Regions from separate parts of the Homo sapiens genome. Here regions 2, 3, 4, 5, 6 and 7 are each linked to region 1. A link is a loop called in an ENCODE intact Hi-C map of the cell type or tissue named here. Cell type or tissue: heart left ventricle. All regions are shown on one strand.

The links. Hi-C counts contacts between places; a loop is a spot of excess contacts. Peaks named below come from ENCODE experiments on the same cell type or tissue, not always from the same donor. Only the 100,000 strongest peaks of a DNase experiment are listed, where the experiment ranks them.
Region 2: it touches region 1 in a loop (3-fold over the local background); 31 of 110 quality-filtered maps call a loop at or near these places.
Region 3: it touches region 1 in a loop (2.5-fold over the local background); 6 of 110 quality-filtered maps call a loop at or near these places.
Region 4: it touches region 1 in a loop (8-fold over the local background); 42 of 110 quality-filtered maps call a loop at or near these places.
Region 5: a loop joins it to region 1, with 2.8 times the contacts of the local background. A loop is called at or near these places in 21 of 110 quality-filtered maps.
Region 6: it touches region 1 in a loop (2.8-fold over the local background); 30 of 110 quality-filtered maps call a loop at or near these places.
Region 7: it touches region 1 in a loop (12-fold over the local background); 53 of 110 quality-filtered maps call a loop at or near these places.

The regions. Positions count from the first base shown.
Region 1 is chr5:55,531,984-55,535,983 of GRCh38, reverse strand. It overlaps PLPP1 (phospholipid phosphatase 1), which reads left to right and starts at 1,020. Exons shown (of 6, transcript NM_003711.4): 1 at 1,020-1,412. The coding sequence starts at 1,355. It also overlaps the pseudogene RNF138P1. RefSeq lists an enhancer at 498-567 and a silencer at 798-1,437. In heart left ventricle, a CTCF peak has its summit at 1,543; DNase peaks (open chromatin) are centred at 913 and 1,143; H3K4me3 peaks cover 3,821 bases; H3K27ac peaks cover 3,219 bases.
Region 2 is chr5:55,415,212-55,419,211 of GRCh38, reverse strand. MTREX (Mtr4 exosome RNA helicase) reads right to left here. Exons shown (of 27, transcript NM_015360.5): 25 at 3,080-3,242. Among named protein-coding and RNA genes, the nearest start is that of MIR5687, 92 kb to the left of the region's middle. In heart left ventricle, no CTCF peak of the experiment used is centred here; no DNase peak of the experiment used is centred here.
Region 3 is chr5:55,635,094-55,639,093 of GRCh38, reverse strand. It overlaps SLC38A9 (solute carrier family 38 member 9), which reads left to right. Exons shown (of 16, transcript NM_173514.4): 13 at 3,437-3,550. Among named protein-coding and RNA genes, the nearest start is that of SLC38A9, 75 kb to the left of the region's middle. In heart left ventricle, no CTCF peak of the experiment used is centred here; no DNase peak of the experiment used is centred here; H3K27ac peaks cover 2,300 bases.
Region 4 is chr5:55,689,576-55,693,575 of GRCh38, reverse strand. All of the region lies in intron 3 of SLC38A9 (solute carrier family 38 member 9), which reads left to right. Among named protein-coding and RNA genes, the nearest start is that of SLC38A9, 21 kb to the left of the region's middle. In heart left ventricle, a CTCF peak has its summit at 1,561 (motif pointing right); no DNase peak of the experiment used is centred here; H3K4me3 peaks cover 419 bases; H3K27ac peaks cover 752 bases.
Region 5 is chr5:55,405,006-55,409,005 of GRCh38, reverse strand. It overlaps MTREX (Mtr4 exosome RNA helicase), which reads right to left. Exons shown (of 27, transcript NM_015360.5): 22 at 3,418-3,581. LOC124900977 (a long non-coding RNA gene) reads right to left here and starts at 3,975. Exons shown (of 2, transcript XR_007058772.1): 1 at 3,932-3,975; 2 at 3,622-3,784. In heart left ventricle, a CTCF peak has its summit at 1,741 (motif pointing left); no DNase peak of the experiment used is centred here.
Region 6 is chr5:55,440,741-55,444,740 of GRCh38, reverse strand. It overlaps PLPP1 (phospholipid phosphatase 1), which reads left to right. Exons shown (of 6, transcript NM_003711.4): 4 at 2,833-2,890. Among named protein-coding and RNA genes, the nearest start is that of MIR5687, 66 kb to the left of the region's middle. RefSeq lists an enhancer at 2,748-3,286. In heart left ventricle, no CTCF peak of the experiment used is centred here; no DNase peak of the experiment used is centred here; H3K27ac peaks cover 1,251 bases.
Region 7 is chr5:55,599,140-55,603,139 of GRCh38, reverse strand. No RefSeq gene overlaps it. Among named protein-coding and RNA genes, the nearest start is that of PLPP1, 66 kb to the right of the region's middle. In heart left ventricle, no CTCF peak of the experiment used is centred here; DNase peaks (open chromatin) are centred at 1,629 and 1,889; H3K4me3 peaks cover 1,284 bases; H3K27ac peaks cover 4,000 bases.

The DNA.
Region 1 (4,000 bases):
TTTACATATTAGGAAACTGAGATTACTAAATGTGGGCTAGGGTCCTCCTGGGTATGGGGCAGGGGGAGTGCTTGCTGCTGTTAAAGAAAATTATCCTGACACTTGTCAAACACATGAATAATTTATTCAAGATTATTACAATAAGGGTCATGACTATTGGAACAGGAGAGAGAAATTGAGCTCAACTCAGAATACAGCAAAGACAGCAGGGGATTTATAGCCAAGGAACAGGCACCGTGTCTGTGAGGGAGGTGACGGTGGATGGAAAATTACTAAGAGGAGACATCAAGGGTAGAGGGATTCTGGCTAAAGGCAGGTCAAGGGCTTCTACAACAAAGGTGTAATATAAGGAATCTAATCCGATATTAAATATCAAGAATTCAACGGTGATCAGGTATCGAGGATGGATGATTTAGCATGCTTCTTGCTAACATTTGGGCTCAGCCAGGACACAGGGAGGTCAACGTTGAGGCCTAAGTGAGAAAGGGCTCAGAGGTACCAAACTAAAGGAGAGCGTCTCTGTTCCTGCCTACTCTGACCTCTTTTCCCCCCTTAAACTCAGTGGTAACAATCTGACCTGTTTATTACCTCATCCCCATGGAAGGGGTGGGGAGTGGCAGGCAGCCGGTGCTCTAGGATCGTTGGGTAGGGAGCCTAGCTCTCTGAAAGCAGCAATGCCTAGTGGGGGTACCGAGGCCGAGTTCGGAGACCACCTGAGCAATTGCGGTCCAGAGCAAAGCCCCCTGGATCGGAACGGGAGCCGCCCCCACGCCCCGCCCGGCTGCCGAGAGCCGCACTTCTGGGCGGATGCCGCAGGTCGGGAGGGATGAGGCCGACGGCGCTGATTGGCTGACCGCCGCGGCCTGGGGTTTCCCTGGCCCCGCCCCTGCTGCACTCCCCCCGCCCGCGAACCCGCGCGCTGCCCGGTCCTGCGCTGCTCAGCGGGAGGGGCTGGACCCCGCGTTCCTCCTCCCTGCCGGTCCCCATCCTTAAAGCGAGAGTCTGGACGCCCCGCCTGTGGGAGAGAGCGCCGGGATCCGGACGGGGAGCAACCGGGGCAGGCCGTGCCGGCTGAGGAGGTCCTGAGGCTACAGAGCTGCCGCGGCTGGCACACGAGCGCCTCGGCACTAACCGAGTGTTCGCGGGGGCTGTGAGGGGAGGGCCCCGGGCGCCATTGCTGGCGGTGGGAGCGCCGCCCGGTCTCAGCCCGCCCTCGGCTGCTCTCCTCCTCCGGCTGGGAGGGGCCGTAGCTCGGGGCCGTCGCCAGCCCCGGCCCGGGCTCGAGAATCAAGGGCCTCGGCCGCCGTCCCGCAGCTCAGTCCATCGCCCTTGCCGGGCAGCCCGGGCAGAGACCATGTTTGACAAGACGCGGCTGCCGTACGTGGCCCTCGATGTGCTCTGCGTGTTGCTGGGTACGTACGCGCCGCCGGGTCCGAGGGGCGTGTGCGGCTGTCCCGGGAGGGCTTTAGCGCAGAGCCGCGACGGGCAGCGGGGGTGTGTTGCCTGACGCGTGCGCAGCTGTGGGGCGACACACGGGGGCGGCTTCTGCAGCCGAGGGACCCCGCTTTGCAGCCTGCACCCCGGCTCCCGCGTGCCCGCCGCTGTCTGTCGCCCGCCGGTGCGATGAGCCCAGCCCTGCTTGGACGCTGTTCACGCCTCTGCGCTCCATACCTTGCTCCTGTCCTCTGTTTGCAGTTCCACTCTAGCAGAGCAGGGTGGGCTCCTCCCCTCTGTACGGTAGAGGAGCCTGGTCACTGGCCCATCTCAGTAGTGAAACTGGAGGTTTGATGCACAGGGGATTCTCAGTAGCAGGCGCCAGTGCCTGATTTATCGTGAGAAGCAGTTTAATATTTCGGCTATAAAAGGCTAGAACTAGTTCCTAATTAGAAGGTGTGCCAGGTTGTAAATTGTCAGGTTGCAAGTAGGGATGAGCACGCCAAGTTTTTGCGTATAGGTCTAAAGAAGTTTTGGGGGTGGGGGAGGATGCGGTACCCCAGACCTGTTTCCTTGTCTGCCCAGACCTTGCCATGGTGTAGCTTTCCATCTCTTGTGACAGTGTCTCAAGGAGCAGTAGACATTCTTTGGCTGCAGCAGATTTCGCATTGTCTTCCTGATTGGAAGAGTTCAGTTATGAGGCTTCTGGTTGCCAGTTACTCCTTTCTTTTGAAGAGAAAGAACTGGAATCATTTGGATAAGGGATGGGCGTTGGAAGGAGTAGTTTTCACTTTTTATGTATTGTATAAGGCAGTTATGCTGTGAACTATTTATATATGATGGAATAAACAAAAACAAAGCAAGAGCTGCTGGAGGTTTGGATAGTCCTACTCATGTTGAAGTAATCAGAATAGTAGTAGTATTGGCAAGTTCTCAGGGTGGGAGATCTGTGGCTTTAGCCACCTGGATGGAAGTCTGCGTAATGGTTTCTCAGTGACAGGAGATTCCCTCGGTTTTAATCCAGTAGTTCCTAGTTATTCCACTCTCCAGTTTCCAACCGGGTCATTTAGGCCCTTGCAATCTTGTGGAATTCTTATAAATTCTGTTACCAGGTTTTGTTGTTGTTGTAAGGAAAAATTCCATTTTGTTATCTTTTTTTTTTTTTTTTGGATACAGTCTCTCTCTGTCACCCAGGCTGGAGTGCAGTGGCGGGATCTCGGCTCACTGCAGCCTCTGCCGCCTGGGTCCAAGTGATTATCCTGTCTTGGCCTCTCTAGTAGCTGGGATTACAGGCACCGCCACCATGCCTGGCTAATTTTTCTGTTTTTAGTAGAGACAGGGTTTCTCCATGTTGGCCAGGCTGGTCTCGAACTCCTGACCTCAGGTGATCCGCCTGTCTCAGCCTCCCAAAGTGTTGGGATTACAGGTGTGAGCCACAGCGCTGGGCCCTAAAACTGCATTTTGTTACCTGTTAATATGAAGCATCTTTGTTGTTTCCCAAGACACTTCCTGTTTAGGTCCACAGTGAGTTTTAGGAATTAAGTTTAGGAAAGTGGAACACAATTTTGGCACATTGTCTTTTTTTTTTTTTTTTTGGAGACGGTCTTGCTCTGTCGCCCAGGCTGGAGTGCAGTGGCGCGATCTTGGCTCACTGCAACCTCCGCTTCCCGGGTTCAAGCAGTTCTCTGCCTCAGCCTCCTGAGTAGCTGGGATTACAAGCACATACCACCATGCCCGGCTAACTTTCGTATTTTTAGTAGAGACGGGGTTTCACCGTCTTGGCCAGGCTGGCCTTGAACTCTTGACCTTGTGATCCACCCGCCTTGGCCTCCCAAAGTGCTGGGATTACAGGCGTCAACCACCGCGCCCAACTGAACACTGTCTTTATAAAAACACAGTCCTTTCAGATGTCGGGACTTATTAATAATTAAATATATTCAAATTTATTTGCAACAAAAAATTACCTTTCATAGAAATGTTACATTAAAAAATATATTTTAACTTATACTTGATGTCATTGGAACTTTGTTAAACTTTGTTTATATTTTAGTGAAAGGAGAGGAAAATGTTCGATCAGAAAAAAATATATTTCTAATATATTGAATATTATCCTATCATTGCCACATATTGTGCACTATCAGAATTACATATCATCTTTGTCTTTTCCTACTGTGGGAGTTCGATCAATTTGTAAAACAACATAAATTTTTTTCTATGGGCCAAACAGTGATTAGAATGGCTGAAACATAATACTGCTCTGAGGTAGCTGAAGCTAATGGTATTAAACACAAAGCCATATGGTAGATCTGCAATTAAAAAAAAAATCACATATAATGGAGGAACTGACATGCAGTACAATTTTATAAATTATGGGTTGTTGTAGCCTGTAGTTTTAACATGATACAAACATCACATAATTATCCTATAAAGGTTAATTTCATTGCTACATTGACCTGACAGTTGCAGGAGTACAATAGCTGTCAATAAGATAAAATTGTGTTTTTGGTGGTTTTGGAGAAAGCTTTGAGGACTTGTTTTAGGAAAAGGCATTTAATCTATTTACAAC
Region 2 (4,000 bases), 120 kb after region 1:
AACAGACACACTGTACTGTGTGCTACAGCTTTGATTACAGTATTTTTCCAATCATAAAACATGTGTAGGCCAGCTGCAGTGGCTCATGCCTGTAATCTCAACACCTTGGGAGGCTGAAGCAGGTGGATCACTTGAGCCCAGGAGTTTGAGACCAGCCTAGGCTTCATGGTAAAATCATATCTCTACAAAAATTAACAAAAATTAGCTGGGCATGGTGGTACATGCTTGTGGTCCCAGCTACTCTGGAGGCTGAGGTGGAAGGATCACTTAAGCCCGGGAGATGGAGGGTGCAGTGAGCCAAGATCACGCCACTGCACTCCAGCCTGGGTGACAGAGCCAGACCCTGTTGCAAAAAATAAAAAACAACCACATACAATAACGAGATGAGGAAGGAATGGCTATTCTTGAAATGGAAGCACTATGTAACACTGTAAAAACAAAAGAGAGAAATACTATCCTAAGAAAATGAAGGTTCTCATTTTTTGCTACTTAAATCAAAAAATAGTTTTAAGGGCGAATACATAGTATATCCCAATTTTTAGAAAGGTTTAAGCTCATCTACTGGCTCACACACAAGAAAAACATAAAAATTATGCAGATGTTAGATCTAATTTCAAGTTAGAGCTAAAAAACTGGATTTCTCAAATTTTCAAACTGAAATTTCAAGCAAACTGTGATGTAGAAATAGCCCCTGAGTAACTGAAAGAGGACAGAACAGACTTCAGGAATGCTGGTATGCTGTGGAAAAAGTCAACTCATAGGTGGCATCTAGTATGAGCTACAAACCATCTTCAATTTGGCAGTTTAGGATTTATCTTCCATACTGTGATAACTTCTACTTAGGTAGAAAGAACAGAAAAAATAATCCATAAAGACAATTTTATATGAATTCCTAGATTTAAAAAAAAATATACTCATCTGACAGGCCAGGTCTACTGCCCTTGCTTTTTACTTTTCTTTTTTTCTTTTTTTTTTTTTGAGATGGTGTCTCGCTCTGTCACCCAGGCTGGAGTGCAGTGGCACAATCTCAGCTCACTGCAAGCTCTGCCTCCCAGGTTCACGCCATTCTCCTGCCTCAGCCTCCCGAGTAGCTGGGACTACAGGCTCCTGCCACCACACCCAGCTAATTTTTTGTATTTTTTGTAGAGACGGGGTTTCACCGTGTTAGCCAGGATGGTCTCGATTTCCTGACCTCCTGATCCGCCCGCCTCGGCCTCCCAAAGTGTTGGGATTACCGGCGTAAGCCACCGTGCCTGGCCTGCTTTTTACTTTTCTAAAAAAAATAAAAAATAAAAATAAAAATAAAAAAATAAAAAAAAGCTACTCTCTGCCATGTACCACTATTGTTTTATGTCATTGTGTTCTGACTTTTCAGAGAAGCAGATATTATACAAATATGAGTATTGTATTATCAAGTCTTATTATTAGGCATTGAACAGTTACTAGTTTCATCCTTATGTTCCAAAAAGATGTCAGACTGAAGACTGGTGGTGCTCTATGTGATCGCCCTAGTGCTGCTGAAACACAATTGTCATACACCAACCTGTGCTCCTGTTTTAAGCAATTTTCATCAGTGAGTACGCAACATCCCTCTTCTCACTGACTCGGCTAAACACCATTAACTAATTAGAGATGTTGCTAAACATCATCTAGGATTAAGACCTGTTTAGTATTACTCCAAGCATGACTTTTCTGTGGATGGAGATGGTATAGTCTAGTGTAGGGTTTAAGAAATTTTCAGGTGATCCAAAATTTAAGGATAAGGTGGTATGGTGCTTAACTGAACTTACATGTAGTTACAGAGACCAGAGTTTAAATCATCGTGCCCTCACATCACCTTGGCCAAACTGTTTACCATAGTCTCCTTGTGCAAAGTGGAGATAATATCTACCCTGAATTGCTATTTGGTGATTACATGTAAATTATACAGAGCTCTTAGCACAGTGTTTGGCATATAGTACTTACTGGGCAATGACTTTCCCAGTAACAGAATACAGAATTCAAAGGATGCTTTGGGACTGTTTGACTAAATGATCATTTAGAGGAGGCTGAGAAGTTTATAAACCTTAGAAAAAATATGTAAGATACAACACCATAATTTAAAAATGTGCTATAAACTTTAACATTAAAAACCTTAAAACCCATAAAGTTCAATGTAGTAAAGGCCCTCAGTTTAAGTTTTTAATATTCTGTTGCAGAGAAGTTTAACCTATGCATCATAAAAATAACTGATTCATAAAATCAGTAATCTATTACTTCTTTAATAATATCAGTTGAAAGGCCTATAATATTTGGCATGTTAAACATGTAATTTTTCTCAAACTAAACCTATAAGCAATAGTAGCAGTTCTTATTATAATCTCTATACAGAACAAACTCATTTATTTTCATTTTTAGGAAAGTTCAATGTAAATTATCTCATTCAGTAAATACAACTGGCCATTTATAAACACACAAACCAATCTTTTCCTACTGAATGCAGCATTTTAAAATATGGTTTCGTTTAAACAGTCTACTTATTTTTTTGCTTCTTATTATTCACTTATTCCTTATATTTCTTTTGCCTTAATTTTTTCATTTAAAATTTCTCTTCAGTTGAGTAACAATTATTCTTCAGTCTCTTAAAATCCTGCTCATTAAATTTAATCTGATTCATGCTGCAATAACAGTCTGACTAAAGCCAAGTCAATTACATATGCAATGACTGATCATTTTCAGCTCTGCTATTTTTAGTGGAATTATATAGCTCACCAGGAGAACAAAAGTGAAAAGGAAAAATACCCACATAAATATGACTTCTTAGGGTCATCTGCTTGTGACTGTAGAAACTCATAGAATTACAACTGCACAGAATTATACAGTTTAAAATAGTTTCTAAAGGACTTTCTAATGAACAGACTATGCTTATTAAATAATACAAAGAATTTGTGGAGAATATTTTTTAATCTATATAATAGGGAGAAGATTTCATTTAGTTACCAAATATTAAAAATACATATTATACTTGTTTAATTAAAACAATACCATCCTAACTGTATTTCTTATACTGTAAATATATATGTGTAAAATTTAACCATACCTTCAAAGACATCTGTCATTTTGCAGATATGGGCAAATGTAGCTCCAGTTGCCCAGGTATATACTACATCCATTAAGTGAGGTTTAAATGAGCTTAGATAAGTTTCCTCATCAATTTCCAATTTGGCTTCTGCTGAAACTTTTGCAATTCTTTTAGCACATTCCTTTAAAGATAAAAGAGTTAAAATTCCTTACTTATGATCTCCCATATCACTTTATTCTTTAGGTTTCCAAGCCAGTATTCCAGGAGGTCCCTTTTTCTTCCTAGGTATTATGTCTGCAATGTGGACATTCTGCTCCTAAGTAGGCACAGTGCCTGTTCCATTGCTAAGTGATTAAACGGCCAATCTTTCCCATTATGTTGAGGTAGTTAACTAAGAAAAATGTATCAAGAGCATGCTTTTCAGCCAGTGATACCTTTTCAACAAAGAAACAGAACTCTTCATTAAAATTATTCAAGAGCAGCATTTAACTAATCTCTAATTATTTCATTACAAAACAGATTTAGAGAAATACAAATCCTAGAGCAAAATACATTTTTCCACAACAATGCTTAAAAATGTACATATCTTCATATTGTTTTCCTCTAAGTTGAGAAACTTCATTCTTCTTTACTTGGCAATCTAAAAGGCCAAAAACTCCTAGGCCTATGAAGACTTTGCTGGTTCTAGAAATTTAAATTTCTTAGTGATTTTAAGGCATGTTACATGTTCCACTGAACTGGCCTTTTAATTTTAATCAGAATTTTTTGAATTATTATTTTAAAAATATTTTAACTTTTATTTTAGGCTCAGGGGTTCATGTACAGGTTTCTTATCTAGGTAAACTTGTGACTCAGGGGTTTGGTATATAGATTATTTAGTCAGCTGAGTACTAAGTATAATATGCCACAGGTTTTTTTTTTCTTTTTTCTTCCTCAACC
Region 3 (4,000 bases), 100 kb before region 1:
CGCCCGCCTCGGCCTCCCAAAGTGTTGGGATTACAGGCGTGAACCACCGCGCCTGGCCATCATTTCTATTCTTTTGTCGTATCTTACCAAAAAAAGGGGATTAGGGAGCTGAAGACCATCCAACTAGTTTATCACCAGAATATGTAGTCCCTATAACCCTCCTGGTTGTGTGGATTGACCTCTTGATATTTCCTCATTGTATTTGAATCAGAACCTCTAAGTGCTTCTTTTGTTTGGTTTTGTTTTGTCTGTGTTTAGTTGTATTACCCTGCTTTGTTCTTTAAAACGATTTGAAATACCTCATATTGTGATTTGTTATTTACTTTTTCCTTCTTCATATGAATCTGTGGTTTACTTGGCTATATACCAGGAGAAGTTATGTAAATGTTTGGGGTCAGTCTGTGTGGTCAGTTTCTGTCATTTTTGTTAGTAAATGCTCCACTGAATAGTATTTTCACTATGAACGGTACGTGGAACAAATAATAAACCATGTCTGACAAACAGAATGTGTTCCCAAACCTACTTCTGGGCCTGTTGTAGATCCAGTTTTCATTCTGACTTGGCATTCTACCTGTCTTTAGTTTTCTACCGTCAACCCTGCCAGCCATTTCTTATTCACAAGACAGAGTCAGTTACCTTATTAATGTATAGGCTTCTTGACATAATTACCAGCTTATATTGTCGCTTGTGTCTCTTTTTAAATATATTTTTTACTTTGAGCCTCGTTTTCTAAATAATAGCTTTTTTCTATCCTGTTCCATTAAATGGGCTTTCAAGGCTATTCCATTAAATAGGCTATATCTTTAGGCCTAATGGCTTGTGTTTGAGCCAGAGAATAGCAAAGCCCACATATGTGTATACTGTTCATAAGTGGCATGTTTCCCAGTGTCATGCTAAACCTCAGCTGCTTTTATAATAAAAGCATAATTTCTGTTCATTGGAGTATTCAGATGAAAACACATATGCAGCTCCTGAGCCACTTTTACTTAAGGTATGTTGGAGTACTGTGAAATAAAACTTTTCTGATTTTAGTATCTCAAAATGGAAGCATCCCTGTATGTGTTCTGTTGTATAGTTGTTACTCATAACTTGTTACCTCTCTTTTTTTTTATTATTATTGTTTATTAACTATGACACAATTGCACTGGAGACTGGTCAGCTCCCCATCATAGTAGCTAAGGACCTGCAATTTGGAACTAAAAAGATCTTGATTTGAATATTGGTTTCACCAGATACTCACTTTGCAGCCACAAACGAGTTTTGTAACCTTGCTGCACTTAGTTTACATCTGTAAAATGAAGAAAATGACAGTATCTACATTATAAGGTTGCAATGAGGATTAAATGAGATGACACTTGTAATGTGCTTAGCAATATAGCCTGGCACCTACAAGCACTTAATAAAGCCAGTGTGGCTATTATTCTTTATCTACATTTACCAAGTTCCTCCTATGTACCAGGCGTGGTCCTGGGTATTGGGGATACAAAGAAGAAAAAGACGTGGTCTCTCTCCTCAGAATCCCAGAGTCTTGTGGTACAGACACATTTGAAGAAAAAATACCAACATGATGCAAGAACTATTAACCTTGGCTATTTTAGGGATGTCAAGGGACATTTTATTTCCACTTGAAATTCTTTATATCATGCACATGGTTTACTTTTATAATAAAAATTAATGACTGTCACAATACAGTAGAATAGTTGCTGAATTTGAGATAAGTATATAGTGCCGTGAGAACAGAGAAGCGGAAGGGAAAAGTCTTGTTGGAAGCTGTGCACCATAGCCTTTGCATCTTAATCAGATTTCCCCCTAGGTATGCTATGGTACACTTCTTTGCAAGATGTCAGACCAAAATAACGTGGTGATCAGGTAGTAGATAAGCTGAAAACTGTCTATGGGATGGTGGCTGTCCCACTTTACAGAGAGCTGTCTCAGGCCCAGCTGCTTTGCCTCCCAAGATTTTTTTACAAGGCTACCTCTGTTCTTGAGTGGCATTGAGTAGGTTGAGTGTAGAATGACTTTCAGCCATCATAATGGGAAACTACTACTTTTGACAAAAAAGTAGATTTGGCCTGGTTCATTGCTGTTCATCCCACACAAGATCATGAGGCAACCCTAGGGGTGACTGAACTCTGGCCTCCCGTCAGACCTAGAGCTTCATGAACTAAAGAGGAATGATTTTGAAACTGTGCCCGGTCATCCTCTTCCTCATTCCTAAGCAATTAGACGCATTTTGAGAGGGCTGGAACCAATCTGCATAAGCCTTTAGCTCCATGGGCTTATCCACCATCTAATTTAGGGTTTAAAACCCTTAACTTACTTTCAAGCTGATTGTCAATTTAGACCTGACCTTAAGATTTCTCATAACTTGTTACTTGCTTTTTAACTGAATTTGTCAACATTCAAGTTTATAAAACTCTACTACGTTAGCTAGCCCATTTAAGGAAGAAAGTAATCCAAAAAGTCAGAAATGTTCCCTAATACCAAATGTCCAGTTTTTTTATTGTGCTATCAAATGTTTTTAAGTTTATTTTTTTCTAATTTGTTTCCTTAGCTTTCAGAGTAATTTTTGTTTAAAATGAAAAATGAATAGGCTTGTTGCCATAATTTAATTGTGCTGAATTGTTTGGCCATAACTTCAGTGGTGATGAAGACCAGATTTTTGAGCTGGGGAATCTGTTCTGTTTGGATCTGACAGCTGGCTACATTAAATATCTTGGAGCTTTTTACTTTGCATGGATATGGGAGGTTGGGAGGGTGGGAACCGCAATAGAAGAAAGCAGTCCGCTTTATTTAATGTTCTGCATTTGTTTGCTGATTCCAGTAACATTGTGCAGCTGTTTGAACAGCTGCCTTTTGATTTCCTTTTGTTTACTGTTTAGATTTATTAAGCTTGTCTTTAATACTGCTTGTTGTCTGTTCTTTAACTAGCTTTCTTTCTTTATTAAATATATTTTAGTATGTTCTGCTCTGCTGTGGTCTAGGCATGTTTTAATAATATAAGTTAATTTACCAAAGGACGAATTTTTAAAATGTTGCAGACCATACTGAAGTGGCTATGCTTACTTTCTTGTTGTCCCTTAGCTTTATTATTGTAGTTAAATATTTTGTAATTTGGCAACTAAATTATCTTTTGAAATTAAGTCAGAATTTCAGTCATGTTAAACCACTATGTTAACTTCTAAGTCTGCCAACAGGTAGCTTAGTCTACATACTTCAGAGTACTTTTTTAAAAAAAATTGCCAGACTAATTGTAAAGTGTGTGGATTTTGTTTTAACTACTTTCTGTGAACAAATTGAATATCTAGAAGTATATACACACATGTACAAGGTAAAAAGACAAATTTTATATTTATTTGTTAGTCTCCTTAGCCTATTAAGGTAGACTTACTACAAGGTTCTTCAGTATTATGGGACTTTTGTTCTGTATTTACAGGTGAGGGACTTGTGCATTGCTTATATGCTGGTGACATTAACTTATCTCTATATTGGAGTCCTGGTTTTTGCTTCATTTCCTTCACCACCATTATCCAAAGATTGTATTGAGCAGGTAAGGCACCGTGTACCCTCTCTGTGTGATTGTGTACACTTTCATGTATTTATAGTAGGTAGGGTGATACAGTGGCAAGATATAACATCAGATAGGCCTGGGTTTTAATACCATCTCTGCTATCTACTCCAAGTATGGGAATTTAGGCACCTTCCCTTTTCTTTCTGAGCTTTATTTTTCTTTTCCATTAAATAGTATAATAAGTACCCCCATTTGATTTTTAGATGGACTCTGAGATAATGTACTACATGCCAGGCACCTTGTGGTACTCAAATAAATGTCTACTATTATGTACATATATTTCTCTTTTTGTGGGGAACTGGTACAAGTAGTTCTCATGTAGTTATAAAACCACAGAGAATACATTGAAGGAACTCCCTATTTTTAAAAGCCTGTATCAGGAATGCCCTGGATAAACTAGAGTCTTTGTTTATCAGACTCTAATGATTA
Region 4 (4,000 bases), 160 kb before region 1:
CAGCAGCCTATTCCAAAGTTTATATGGATCAGTAATTTCACTTCTAAGCATTAATTCACATTGTCAAAAATTGTATGTGTACAAGGTTGTGTAATGCAGTATTTTTTATAGTAGTAAAGATTAAAAGCAATCAAAATTTCTTACAGGATTGGATAAATAAGTTGTGGCACATTTATACAATGGAATATTTTTTCCTCTTAAAAAGGAGGTGGCTTTATTACATATCAAAATGGAACAAGTCTTCAACTTATTTTGTTAAGTGAAAAATTGAAGTACAGAGCAGTGTGTATAGTATGCCACCATTTGGGTAAAAATAAATAAATATAATATGTATAAATGAAGTTTTGGGTAGTAAATAGGAAACTGTAAGATGGTTGCCCCCTCAGAGGGAAACTGAGTGCTTTAGGCGGGATGGTGTGGCAGATACTGTTAGGTAGACACCCAACAATTAATCAGCAACCCTACCTATTCCTTAATGTCAACAGAATCCTTATTTTTTTGAGTCACAATGGGTCTTCATCCAAGAGATGAAAGATGGTTGGTTTAAGCTAATCTTGATAATCCTATTTTCATTCGCACATACTTAAGTTTTTAGTCTTTCTTAAAACTAGAGGTGGAAATGTGAAATTTATCACATGAGAAATTTATCATTGTCATTTATAGTGGCCATCAGAAAAGATAATGAAATAAGACTTTTGATTCTTACTTATATAATCCAATGTCAGTAAATATAAGCACTAATGAATGCTGACTTGAATGCTCAGGGTTTTCTTGAAAATTCTAAATTCTGTGATAAATAATTGACCACTGTGACAACAGAATGTAAGTCATTAAAGTGCATTCCATTACAGTAAGTTGGCAGGAGTTCAAACAGTTCTCTGTAAATTTGTTTAACTGCGTAGATTAAATGGCAATATATTTTCTATAATGAAACTTGTTGAAATGAGAGGGAATCAGCTATTTACAATCATGGCATAACTACCTAGGTAAGCATGTTTTAAGAAAGGCAAATATAGAGACTTAGCAGTACTAAATGCTAATTTGCTTGTGGAATAATTTGTTTAGGAAAACAAACTATTTAATGAGAAAAAATGTAAGTACCTTCAAACATTGTTATTTCTGTTAAAATATGGATTACTTCACATTACATATATAAATAAAACTCATCTACACTGTGGGAAAATTATCTTCCATTTGAAGAACCAGATTAGGACAACTATTTCCAAAACTGTAGTCATTTTAGAGTTACCTTATGACTTTGGCAATATCTTCAATAGTACCTGTATAATATAAGTGAATGTTTCTTCAAAAATCTATTTACTTTTTAAAATTAGGGTTAATTTAGCCTCAACCCAGCTTTGTAAAACGATGGATTTGAAGTGTTGTTTATGCTTTTTTTCTAATACGCATTGCATTAAATACCAACTAGTTTAAATAGCATTTATTCTTGTGCTACTTACAATCATCTTACATATTACCATACTTTGAGAAACTGTCTTTGGCTGTCAGAGTATGTCAAGTATATATTTAGATTACTTATCCTCAGTTTAGCTTGTGGTTTTCTATCTCTTCCACTAGGTGGCAATAAAAATCACATAATTTTAATAACTGCTTTGGACTGAAAGTATGATGGTTCGCTTATCCTTTTAGTGGAACTGGGGTCTAACTAAACTTAGGTGGAGGAAGGAGCTTGTTGTTATAGGGGAATAATATATGTCAAGTCATTTGGGGGGCTTTTTCAAACTATGCAGGCCTACTTTTTATTCTGCATACCCCTCCCCCACCAGTTTTCCCCCTGATTTGGGGGTGGAATAAGGAATGTGAGTGGAGGGACAGAAAGGTTTAGAAGTCTCCTATCTTGATATATGTGCTACATTCCATTAGCAAGTACCAGTCTAAGAGGTTACTTTCCTGTTTTTCTCAGACTTTCTGGTAGCCAAAGATAGAACCTGATTTTCAGTATTGCTTGATGTTGCTGCATATTCAGGATTGCTGCTATTCTCGGACTATGCCCTGGGGAAGTTGCCCATCCAGCTAGCCTACAAACAGATTGTGAAATAGTTAATTTGTTTTTGAGCTTCTCTTGTTTTTCAGTCTTTCTCTATCTCTGTTTCCTCTTCTTCCATTTTCCCCAGGGCCTAGGGATTTCATATCCTTCTCTGTATGCCCAGTATTACCCAGGGCAGGAATTCACTCAGACTTAACCCCTTAGGCAATTCTTTGTAAACCATATTTTTCTTCTGCCCCTTATTCACCAGTACTTATCTGTCCTATTCCCTCCAGGGCTCTGTTGTCAGCTTGGTATTATAATGGAAAACAATTGGATATGTCAGAGACTTAGTCTATTACATTTCCATGGCTATTTGCATTTTAACATGGAGAATCCGGTAAATATGAAGTCCTAACCAAAAGTTTCAAGATTTTTCTAACTGAGAACATTTCAGGTGCTCTGATAAGCCAAGTGGGGTACAGGCAGCATTCCTACTGCCCTTCAAACAACCTAGGTATGCTGTGGCACTCTTTTTTATAATGTCCTCTAGCGTGCACATCTGTAAATTGGTCTTTCTGTTTTACCTGTCACTAATACTGTCACTATAGAGCAGCCTAAGTTGACTCTTTTTGGTACTTAAGGTCTTAGGAGAGAGGAAGAAGGAAAAATATATAAGGACAAAGAATTTGAGAGAATAAAAGGATTCTGATGGGATTGTAAATAAGGTCGCAGTCTAACAAGTTTATATTTAGATTTAAGACATCTCTAACTCCACATCTCAGATTGTCCTCTTAGCACTTTACAAAAAGTTCCTTTGGGGAATCTAGTACAATGATATTTACTAAGGCAAAGTGAAGAGTTTATCTATTAATAGGTAACAGTAGATAGATCCTGGCCCAGTGACAGTGATTGGAAGTAATTGAGGCTTGATGGTTTCATAGCTGGGATTATACAGATGTTCAACAAAAGACAGAAAAGTAGTTTTCCCAGGAGGGGTGGTTTCCAGAGTTGTATAAATTATATTTTGAGGAACTTGACATCAGTGTTAAACAGATGGACTAGGACCTTGGTCATTAATCAGTGGCTAGTGCGGATGGCCAACTTGCTAATTGTATTACTTTTATACCCTTCTCCATCCTCTTTCCCTTCCATTCTCTCACACTTGGGCCTCCCTCTCTTCTCTCCAACTTTCCACTGTTACTTTTCCTCAAAGGAACTGTCTTTTTGCTAAACACTTGAAGAGTGTTTAGCAAATCCTGGCCTTAGAGTCAGAGATGCCTTAAATCTAAATACAGGCAAGGCACAGTGGCTTACACCTGTAATCCCAGCACTTTGGGAGGCTGAGGGAGGTGTATTGCTTGAGGCCGGGAGTTTGAGACCAGCCTGGGCAACATAGCGAGATATATGCAAAACTTAGCAAATTTCTACAAAAGCAAAAAAAATCTAAATACAAACTTTGTTAGACTGGGATCTTATTTCTAGTCCCATTAGAATCCTTTTATTCTTACAAATTCATTGTCCTTATATATTTTTCTTTCTTCCTCTCTTTTCAAATAGTTTTGTTTGCTTAATTGCCCTTTTGTATCCATAATTGCTTGCCTGAGTGGCTTCTTTCTTTCCTAGATCAATCTGTTCTAATTGATTTTACTATTTGTTTACTTGCCTGGAAGCTAGTTTTGCTTTATCATCTTTTCTTCCTGTCTCATTATTATTATGATGCTTCTCCACTTATTTTGGGGTGTTCCTGATAAACCCATCATAAGCCAAAAATATCCTAAGTTGAAAATGCATTTAATACCCAGATAAAACCATCATAAAGTCAAAAAATCATAAGTTGAACTGCTGTAAGTTGGGGACTGTATTAGAGAAGCCTGAAGAAAGAGGGAGCCTCGTTGGGTTTGACTGGTACTCGTTAGGGCCAAATCAAAAGTGTGGGTTTTTTGGAGGAAATAATATGAAGGGTTGGGCTAGCATTGTTCTCTGTCTGCTCAATATTGTAACACATCCAAG
Region 5 (4,000 bases), 130 kb after region 1:
CATTCCAGCCTGGGTGACAGAGCTAGACCTTGTCTCAAAATAAATAAATAAATAAATAAATAAATAAATAAATAAATAAATAAATAAAAATATTGTTCATGCACTAGTTATTATGTCTGAGAATTTACTTAGGGTCTGAGACTTTGCTTATATAATCAATCTCACCATTATCACTTTGACTACAGTGCTTTTTGTCCCTTTGTGTTTATCTTCTGATTTGAGTAATAACTGCAAAATATCTTCACTTATTTTTCTTCTTGGGTGGAAAATGAAAAATTCTGAATTTGCAACTGTGTTCAATTCAAGCTAAAAAAGAAACACTACAAAGATGATGTTTCTAGACTTCTATAATCAGGGTTCAATTGACCCATACAATAACTGTACTGTATTATTAAAAAAGTAAACTTTGCCTTTATTTTTTGCAAAGTCTTTAAAAAAGAATAAAGCCATGAACTATTATAATCTTTACTAACAGTTAAAATATTTATAAATAAAAGTCAAAAACTAAATTTGGGTCTCTAGTGTTAAGCTTAAGAGTTAAGTCAAGCAAAGAGTGCAACAATACAAACGAGGAAAGACTATTTCAAGAAGCTACAGTCTAACATTGGGGGCAGACAAGTAAGGTGATAATCACAGAACAGTGGTTTAACAGAGTGCTCTAATAATTGATTTATACAAGTGTTATGAGGAAAAAAAGGTGAGGAGCCTAAAACCAGATTGAAGAAGTTCAGAGCAAGTTTCGAAGTTCTTTGCAAAAATATGCAAGAATCGCAGGATATGGGGTGGGGGTGAAAGGTCATATGAAGCAAAAGGAAAAGCATGTGTGGGGTGTGGCAACAGACTGCTGGAGAGGGAGAGTAACAATATACTAAATTATGGAATCTATTCTAAAAGCAATAAGGAATCACTGAGGGACTTTTACCAAATAGAATGGCACAAAGGGGCTGGGTGCTGGGTGAAGTGGCTCACACCTGTAATCCCAGCAATTTGGGTGGTAAGGTGGGCGGACTGCTTAATTACAGGAGTTCAAGACCAGCCTGGGCAACATAGCAAGACCCTATCTCTACAGAAACTTAAAAAAGAAATTAGCCAGGCTTGATGGCACACACTTACAGTCCCAGGTTCTTGGGAGACTGAGGCAGGAAGATCACTTGAGCCTGGCAAGTTGAGGCTGCGGTGAGCCGAGATTGCACCACTGCACCCCAGCCTGGGCAACAGAGCAAAATCCCATCTCAAGAAGGAAAGAGGAACGACATACCAGATTTGTGCTTTGGGTTTTGAAAACTCAAGAAGGGAGGCAACGAATAATCAGGAGGGCAACTGCAGTAATTGAGGCCAAAAATAATGAGGGATACACATTAGCCAGTGGCAATGTTTAAAAAGGCAAAATGGGTGAGAGAAGGAGTCTAGGATGATGCCCCAGTTTTTGCAAATTTGGGGGAAAGTTAACAAACTTTGATATAATATTGTTATTACTATAAATGAAAAATGTATCTTGGAATAAAATCAATTTCCATTCTTTCAACACAAAATCTAGTTGTAGATATCTAAAGGAAATTAATTTCTATATTAATTGTAAAACAGGTAATTATTAGAAGGAAATAATCCCAATAACATTAGCATATAAATCAGTAGACCAGTACTGCAGTTTAGATTTAATCCTGGATATGTTATTAATTAAAATCCAATAGCACATTATCCTGTGATAACAACTAACTAGGGCTGGGTAGTCACTGCCCCCTTTTGGTGGCTAAGAGTTGTCCTGTTCACCACAGTCTCCTGGTTCTATGAAGACATCTGAGTCTGTAACATCTGGACAGATGAACGATATAATTACATTTTTACCAAGAAAGTCTGAAATCATTTACAAGGCCTGTAATTCTCTAGTCCTGTCCATCCTGGCCATGCTGAGTACATAAAAAACTGTTTCAAAAGTGTCTTTTATATATTCACTGAGAATTATGATCATCACTATATGGACAAAACAAGATATATCTTCAGACTGGATATTGCTTGAGCTACCAGTTTATGACTTTCCAGTTAAGGAGGACAGAGGCAAGCTGGCTCCTAAGGCAGGAGACATTCCTCGTGGTGGGAAATAACGAACACATTTTTTAGAACAGTATCATAAATTGTATTTTCTAAAGATGGCCACAACAGCATCTCCTATACCACATTCTTCTAGAATTGCACTGATCTATAAAGACTGCCATGTGCATACGTGGAAATTTCAATTTCAATTAAAATGATATAAATTATAAAATTCAGTTCCTTTGTCTAAGCACACATCAAATGCTAAATAGTGGCTACTATACTGAACAGTGTAGACACAGAACAATCCAATTATCACAGAAAGCCATACTGAACAATAGCCACTTCCCCATCAAGAGTTGGAATCTAATTATCCCCCACTTGAATCCAGGAGGGTTTATGACTCACCTGTAATCAAGAGAATGTGGTGGAAATGATGGTGTATGATAACAAAGCTAGGTTACAAAAGGTAAAGCTAGGTCAGAAAAGGCAACCTTAGCCAGCTAGAAGACTCACACTGGAGCCTTCAGCTACCATGTAAGCATCCTGAGGCTGCTGCCATACTGTGAAGAAGCCCAAACCAGCCCACATGGAGAGACCACATGGAGAAGCTCTAACAGAGAGAGAGAGGTCCTAACATTCCCCAGCCGCTCCGGACTCCTACTGTTTCAGCTTAACCACCTGTCTGACGGCAATCCTGGGGGACAGAGCCAGAACCATCCAAATGAGCTCTTCCTGAATTTCTGACCCATAAAAACAATAAGAGGATAAAGTCACTGTTGATGTTGTAAATAATTTAGTTTTGAGGTCATTTGTGACAAAAGATTACTGAAACAGAAAATAATATAACCAGTTTTAATCTGTGGCTTATAATAAGTTCTGTTGTAAAATCCTATTATTAGCCCAAAATCTCATTACAATTTGCTATGCACGTAACAAGATAATGGTTACTAGGCTAAGTTTCAAGGTGGGAAAATGTTAATAATTTTTAAAAAGTATACAAAATTATATATAAGCTAAGATTATGTAAAAATCCCACAAGGCATTAAAAAAAGTCAAAGGAAATACATACAAATGCTAGGAGCGCTTGTGTTAATTACTGAGATCTAAGATTTTTCTAATTTCTCAATTTCATGGTTCAAAACTGTATTTAGTGTGGAAGATATTGTACAAACTTTATATTTTTAAGAAAGCTCTTTTTTCCTAAAGATAATGGTTATTTTTAAAATCACTTAAAACTGCGAGGCGGAGTTGCAGTGAGCTGAGATTGCGCCAGTGCACTCCAGCCTGGGCAACAGTGAGACTCCATCTCAAAAAAAATAAACAAAAATTAAAATTAAAAATGAAAAAAAAAATGAACTTTCTAGAACAATAACCAGATTTTACCTGCTTATCTCACAAGCCACTCGTCCTTTCATCTCTATTACATCAGAAGAAGTAGCAAATCCCAACCTTCTTAAAACACGTTTGCGACATTTGAGTTCATCCATTTGTAGGACTGTTCTTGCTTTCTTCAGTTCTCGCTTTGCAGATTTAATATCTATTGCAATCTAAAGCACATGAAAGTATAAAGAAAGTTCAATAATAAAGTGAACAATGTACAAGGAGATTTATTCATGAAATCAAACAAAAAATATTTTTAAAGAACATCTTACAGTATACTTCTGGGTTAAAGCTTCAGTGCTGGGGAGACTGGGGAAACTGGAGCTTCTTAGATACATTCCCGGAACATTACACAAGAGTAATGATGTATCTGTAAAGTTATTAAATACTACCTAAAATATTAAGTACATGGAAAATACAAAATGTCCATTTGAAAAATTTGAGGCAGAGCAAGCAGATGTTAGAAAGTGTAAAAAGCTTGAGACAGAGAACAGAGGCCGGGCGCAATGGCTCACACCTGTAATCCCAGCACTTTGGGAGGCTGAGGTGGGTGGATCACGAGGTTCCTGGCCAACATGGTGAAACT
Region 6 (4,000 bases), 91 kb after region 1:
TAGAATCCCATTCATAGTGATTTATGTAGTCAAAATCAGTTTACTTAATAATTGAAGCTGGCTTATTGTTCAGTAGACCACCCCTCAGAGTCAGTGAAAACAGCAGCATTTCAAAATACATTTTTCTCTCCGTAAATTTTCTTCCTGAGAAGATTTTCGTAAGATTTGGTTGGAAAGCTGGCTCACATTGTTACTGTACTGTACTTGCCTTCATCAGAGAGGCTATAATGAAGTGAGATGATAGTCTAGGATTGGTTAAAATCTAGAATTGGTTAAAGTCTAAGGGCAGGGTTCTTAGGCCAGGGCCATAGTCTTAAACATTTCAGTGAAGTCACTATGATGAAAACAAACTGCATTTGGGGCCGGGCGCGGTGGCTCACGCTTGTAATCCTAGCACTTTGGGAGGCCGAGGGCGACGGATCACATGAGGTCAGGAGTTCCAGACCAGCATGGCCAATGTGGCGAAACCTCGTCTCTACTAAAAATACAAACATTAGCTGGCACAGTGGTGCAAGCCTGTAATCCCTGCTATTAGGGAGGCTGAGGCAGGAGAATCGCTTGAACCCGGGAGGCGGAGGTTGCAGTGAGCCAAGATTGCACCACTGCACTCCAGTCTGGGCAATACAGTGAGACTCTGTCTCAAAAAAAAAAAAAAAGCATTTGGGCTACTCCTTGGGATTTATTAAACCACCCATACAGATATTTAGTCTATTTGTGAATTCTGGTCATAATAAGATATCCTTAAGAGCTGTATCTACTAAAGACTCCGATAAAGAGTTAGATTTATATGGAATATGAATGCTTTGAATTTCCATTGTTTTGTGCTTTATTCTGTTTGCTTAATAGAAATAAAAGACCATATTATGATCTGTTTGTTAAATTACTATGGATAAAGACATAGACACTGAGATTGAATAGAATTACCCCTTTGTTTTTAATCCCTGTCTGTCAAAGTCATAGCCAGACTTCTTCACAAATTCTATACTGAATAAAATATCTGTTTTTGTATTCAGTGTAAAAAATGGAAACCAACAAATGAAATCATTCTATGGCTGATTCAGAGCTGTTTAAAACTATTACCTAAATTAGTTTGCAGTTCATGATTTTATAGCACAGTGTAAAGGATTTAGTGAGACCTCACTTGCTTGGCTTTGAGAATATTTCTGTGATTATGGATATGTTGGCTTGGTGGGCTTTGACAATCCTTGAAATTGGCTTTTATTAACTTGTAGGCTCTTCAATAAAACATTGAAACTATAAAATATGCAGAGCTGTGCTCTAATTATCTGATTTAAAATTACTATTCGTATTGATCCATTCTGTGTGGTCAAATAGCAAGGTTAAAAAGTGATTTATTTTTCTTCCTTTACGTAGACTAAACCCAGAATAATTATTGGGTTTAATTACATAATTCCTGGTTGGCACAGGAATTTACAGAATTCTCTTTCTTAGGCATGTATCTGATTACAAAAAGACAATCAAAATTCTTGGTAGAATCATATATATGTGTGTGTGTGTGTGTGTGTGTATATATATATATATATATATTTTTTTTTTTTTTTTAAGTAATCCTTTCTTTCCCACCCACTGGCAGCTGCCAAACATACACACGTGACTTTCCAGTATGTGTGTGAGGAGGTTTCTCTCCTGTCTGAATTCAGGGAACCAACGTCTCCCTTAAATTCCTTTTGAACAAGGCAGAGTGTAATAAGTAAATTACTTAAGAGCCGGTCCCTCTTGTTTTTGTTCTTATTCTTACGTAGGGAAAAGTGGTTGGGAGATGCATTCTAGTTATTTGCATGAGCATCTTTTCGTGGCATACTTTCACTGTGCCTGATGTGCTTGCCTCTTCTGCATCAGTGGCTCATTCTGTATAAGCAAATCTTAGATCTTTAATGTTAGCTCTATTTTTCTTTTCTCAGAAGTGCCACAAAATTAAGTTTTGTAAGCATTCTGTCATTTTTAGGTGGGGAAGATGATACTTAGATGTTTATAGACTCTAATATTGAAAGAAACAAAAGCACTGAATTTGGTGGGAAATGTAAGGCAAGATGTGTGCCCATTTAAAACACCAAATTTTTTTTTTTTTGAGATGGCGTCTCCCTCTGTCACCCAGGCTGGAGTGCAGTGGTGCGATCTCGGCCCACTGCAGCCTCTGCCTCCCAGGTTCAAGCAATTCTTCTGCCTCAGCCTCCCGAGTAGCTGGGACTACAGGCACACGCCACCACGCCCGGCTAATTTTTGTGTTTTTAGTAGAGATGGGGTTTCACCATGTTGGCCAGGATGGTCTCGATCTCCTGACCTCGTGATCCGCCCGCCTTGGCCTCCTGAAGTGCTGGGATTACAGGACTGAGCCACTGCGCTGGGCCAAAATACTAAAATATTAATATGGATGGAAAAAAGCAATCAACTTCTGAGTGTTCCCAAGGAGGTATGACATTATTCAGGGACTAATCCTGCAAGTGGAAAATAAAACTTAAATCATGGTCACATAAGTGTGTATGTAATAAAGTCAAGGCAATTTGTGCCAGTTATGACTTGTCAAGTATCATTCTTCTGACATCTTAGAATTGCTTGGCAAGTTTATTTTCATGACACATTACCCATCCTGAAGGTTTCAATAAAATGATACTGTATAGAGATCTGACCTCAGATCCTTCTTGCACTCTTTAATGTTCATGTCCTAATTGTCCCCCTGCCGTACCCTTCTAATTTCTCAAAGTAGAGGGAGGCAGTTGTGTACACTCTGAAACTAAGGAGCAGATTTATGAAATCAACAATACTTTTGGCTCCTAAGAGAGAAAAGTAACATTTGTCTTCTTTTTCTTCCAGGTTGTCCTTCTATTCAGGCCACTCTTCGTTTTCCATGTACTGCATGCTGTTTGTGGCAGTAAGTACTTTGTGTCTGTTGACGGTTAGGTTATGTGCTGCATGGAATTAATGTGCTCAGCATCAGTGTCCTCACCTGTCCTAATAAATTAGCCAGTAGCAAAAGGTGAAACAGATGATCTGCAAATCTGTAAGTTTCATACTGAGAAGTAGTTGATGTGTGCCCTTACTTTGGGACGTTTCCTGAAGTGGTTTTCTGGAACACAGCTTCTGTGTAATCACAGCAGGTAACTAATCTGAAGGACTGGGACAACAGGCTGCTGTTGCTTGTTAACCTCCTCCCTAACTGGGAGCCACTCTCCTCATCTGCTCAGTGTGGGCGAACAGCAGCAGAGCTTCTTTCCTTCTGGGCTCTGCTGTGGTGAGGAGTTGGGTTTTGATCATTGTTAAGTGAAGGCAGCTGTCCTTGTTCCTATTTGAGCAGATTTTGTTTTCCTCCCATTTTCTAAAACATTCCCAGAGTGCTCTGCAAGGGACCAGAAAGGTTTCAACTGCTGGGAAAGGCAGTTGCCACTTCTGGAGCCTGTCATCTATACAACTTCCAGGTCCAGTTCTGATGCCAACCTGTAGAGCAGCAGCATAGCAATTTGCATTTGCATCATACAAAGCTGGCAGTGAGGCCTTACGAAGATTTGCACCCACATTTTGCATTATCAAACTAGAGATGAATATGTAGTTTTTTGAGAGTAACTAATGCAAGACCAGGCTTCAGGACACATTCAAGGGATTTTTAAAGGTCAATTTTACTTGATTTTTATTTTTTTATAATGTTCTCTTTACATATAAAGTATTAATAAAACACTATATATTTGGGTGTATTAATATGTCCTGCATTATCATTATTTAGGGGGAACAGAGAGGAGGGTTAGAAAATCTGTACCCTAATAGATCAGCTATAATTTTTGTCTTAATTTTCTTTATAAGGGGATTTTTATACAGTTGTGTTCTGTGTAAATTTGTCATTTCCTGTGTTTTTCCCTTTGATCACATTAAGTGCCGTATGATAATTTAATGCTTAGACTTAAAATGCACAATATGTAACATTAAGGGTAAACTAATGGGAATTAGTCTCAGAGATAATTTAAAATGTTTTACTAGAATCTTGCTTTTA
Region 7 (4,000 bases), 67 kb before region 1:
GAGCAGTTTTTGATAGAGTTCATCATTAGCAGGGGCCTCAAAACAGAACATTGCAAATCATGTCAGTTTCAGAATGATTTTTTTTTTTTGGCTTGCTGATGGCAAACTGCAATGTGAATTTCTGCAAGAGCACAGTGCCATGTCATAAATCATTAGTCTGGCTTCAGAGTCTCTTGCTATTTTCCCTACATGGAGGACAGATGCTTTTTTGTTGAATCAGGACCATAATTTGCATCTGGTAGGACAATGGATCATATTCTCTTCTGTCCACACACAGAGCCGCATTGACAACAGCAAGAGTTGCTCAGAGATAGAGGCAAAGTTTGGCTCAGCCAGTGCTAAATTCAGCTTGATTTTTAAAAGTAAATGACCCAGTTAAAATCCAGTGAAGAGCAAAGCACATAGTGGATTTGGAAGTTTCCTTTGAAATTTCCAGCTCAGTGTATGAAGTAACTCCAGACTCTAATGAGCCTCTCCGACTGCAAGCAACTAAGACCCAAAATGATTGTCTGTATCAGATCCAGGGCTTTCTGTGACAGCAGACAATTTATTGTTATGCTTTACACCCTGGTTTTCCATCTGTGATTGATGTGTGCTCTTCCGCTTTCAAAAGACTTTTCTAATAGTCACGTTTCTTCCAACTGACCCTGCAAGATGAGTCAAAATTTCCATACTTAGGAATCCCAGCTACTTAGGAAGCTGAGGCAGAAGAATCTCTGTAACCTGAAAGGCGGAGGTTGCAGTGAGCTGCGATCACACCACTGCACACCAGCCTGGGCGACAGAGCGAGACTCCGTCTCAAAAATAAATAAATAAATAAATAAGGAGATGGTTATACAATTGCATTCTTCTCAACTTAAAAGCCTCTCTCTGAGCTGGATGCGGCCATTCACGCCTGTAATCCCAGCACTTTGGGAGGCTGAGGCGGGTGGATTGCCTGAGGTCAGGAGTTCGAGACCAGCCTGCCCAACATAGTGAAACCCCATCTCTACTAGAAATACAAAAAATTATCTGGGCATGGTGGCACGCAACTGTAATCCCAGCTACTAGGGAGGCTGAGGCAGGAGAATCGCTTGAACCCGGGAGATGGAGGTTGCAGTGTGCCAAGATCGTGCCATTGCACTCCAGCCTGGGCAACAAGAGTGAAACTCCATCTCAAAAAAAAAAAAAAAGCCTCTCTCTTTGGCTTGTAGATGGCCATCTTCGTGTTCATATGATGCTCTCTCTGTCTGCATGTCTCTGTGGCCAAGTTTCCCCTTCTTATAAAGACAGCAGTCATATTGGATTAGGGCCCACCCCAGTCACCTCATTTTAACTTGATTACATCTATAAAGACCTATCTCCAGATAAGGTCACATTCTGAGGCACTGGATATTGGACTTTAATATATGAATTTTGGGGAGACACAGTTCAGCCACAACACCAGGCAACCTCTCTGGCTTTGGTTTCTTCATCTTTAGAGGGGAATGTTGGCCTTATTGCTCCTTCAGGGCTCTTTCAATCCCAGTGTTCCAAGATTTGCTCAGCCCTTTTGAAGCTGCCAAGCCTGTCCCTGCTATCCCCAGGGTTATAAATATAAGAATTTTCCCTCCCCGGGCCTGCCAACCAGTCCTGGAGGGTGGGAAATGAACAGAGAAATGCTGCGAGGGTGGAGTTTTCCTTTAACCTTTTGTCACTTGCATGAGTGCTGTAATCGGACAAACATTCAGGGCGTGGTGAACTGGGGTTCCTGACATCCTAAAGCAAATAAGCAAATGACATTTGTTCTTTTCCAAGTCCCGAGGTTTTATGTGCTCCAACTATAGATGACAAAATAGTTCCAGGAGAGCTGCAGTGTTTTGTTCTCCCTGCCAATTCATTAGCAACAGAACCGTTGCCGGGCTCTAATCCAGCCCGGCTGACAGCAGTTCCCCAGTAAAGGAAGGACAGAACTGGAGCTGTCTGTGCAGCCAACAGGGATCAGGAGTGCTCAGATGTACTGACACGTTGGCAAAAAAAAAAAAAAAAAAAAAAGAATTAAAGAAAGAAAAGAAACTTACAAAAGTTTATTGAACTGAGAAGTTCACCCGGTTTCTTCAAGGAACTCAGACAGGAAGGTAGGAAGGAGGGGCCCCCGGCATGGTGATAACACAAATTAGGGGCTGGCCAGCATCATCTTTGGTGAAAATTTAGAAAAATTGGGATTTTCTTACCTATAAATAAAAACTGTTGGTTTTAGAAACCTAAACTAAGAGTATGTGTGCAAAAGGAAATCTATATAAGGAAGCAGGGCTGGACTGTAGTTACAGGAGGCCCAGGAACAGCCCACTTCCTTTCTTTGTGCCTTTTTAAATCATCTCTAAATGTGGAGATGGTAATACAATTGCACTCTTCTCGACTTAAAAATACTTTTCTTCTAAATCACCTGACACATCTTTTTTTGCCCCTGCATGGTGCTCATAGCCAGTAAGAGATCTTTCAGAGCCTCTTTATCAGTCTAGTAGATCTTGCTGGAAGCCGCCAGCACTCCAGATGCTGAATGCAGTCAGACTACAGCTCAAGCACTGACCCTGACCATCCTCCTGGTCTTAAGAATGTGCCAAACCTTTATGTTCGAGCTGCTTTATTAGGAACTTCTTGAGCTTTCTTTCCATGCAATTTCTCCATTCCTACTTTAAACTTTTCCACCCAGCTTTTATGATAATAATGAGCGAGGCTTGGATGCTGCTTTATGGCTTTTGAAAAGCCTGGATAGTATATGAGTGTGTCCATATCTTACTTTTTGTTTCTACCATGTGCAGCAGTGCGGGGGAAGTAAAAAAGCCATTCTTGTGGCCCCCTCCCGGCTTCCTGGAAGCTGCAGTGTGCCTGATGGGACAGGCATGTTCCTGGCTACACTGTAGCTGAGCAAAAGGTCTCTGCATACAGAAGACCAGGAGACCATAAGTTCACCATCAAAGAAAAGTCTGCAGCTGGTAGGTTGAGCCTGAATAATAATACATGCCACAACTCACTGCTGTTCAACTCATTCCTCAGCTGGGTTCACTGACTTGTGTACCTCAAAATGCTATGTTTTGCTGTCTCTTCCCGTCTATACTCTGAGATACTAACTCTTGAATCCTCCCAGTTAAATAGGAGTCTTGGATACTAAACCTGGCCATTTAGAAATCACATCCATTTATTTGTTCCTGTAGTCATTAATTCATTCAGAAGCAAGGATTGGATGTCTCCCATCTACCAAGCACAGGACTCAGCCATAGGGATGCACAGAATAACAGGAAAGGCTTTTCCTGCCTCAGAGGAACTCCTGGCCAATGGTCTCCTCTGACGCATGAAGGCTTCTGGACTTGGATTTTCATTTTGAGTTTTTGAACTTGTAGTACCCATGCGTCCTTTTCAAGGAAGAACTTGACTTCCTTGCTAACGCAGAGCATAGATGTCTGCCAAATCCCTGTACTCAACCAGACTTCCAGTTCTGATTTCTCCTAGTCCTTCCTGTTCCTATTCCTGAAGCCCAGCACAATAGCCTGAAGTGTCCACTTGAGTTTGGAAGCTCTGTCCCCATGGGAAGGGTCATACACTAGAGCCTTTGGGGCTGAGGAGCCTCTAAGACATGGCTTCTTTGGAGTCTCTGTCTTGTTTGTTTTCTCTTGGATCCACCCTAAGCATGACCACCACTGGACTACGATAGAATTTGAAGAGCCCAGTATATGTGAGAGGTCATTTGCAACAAATGAAAATGGGGGCCAAAGGGCAAGGTTTAGTTGTCAGAGTGGTATCTGGTGGCAGCAACCCTGCCAGGTCCCCTGGGAGCCCAGGTCTGCCCAGCACAAGTTCCTCAGCCATCCTTGCTGCTTTGCCTTCTGCCAGGCTGGGAAGAGGAAGGGGATGGTTACTGTGCCGTGAAGAGAAAGGCAAGTGGGCATTGGCCATAGCCTGTGCTTAAGAGGCAGTCGCACCTATCGAGTATTCCTGCCCAAAATGCTTAACCTGAATCAAATTGTGACGAGATAATCAGATG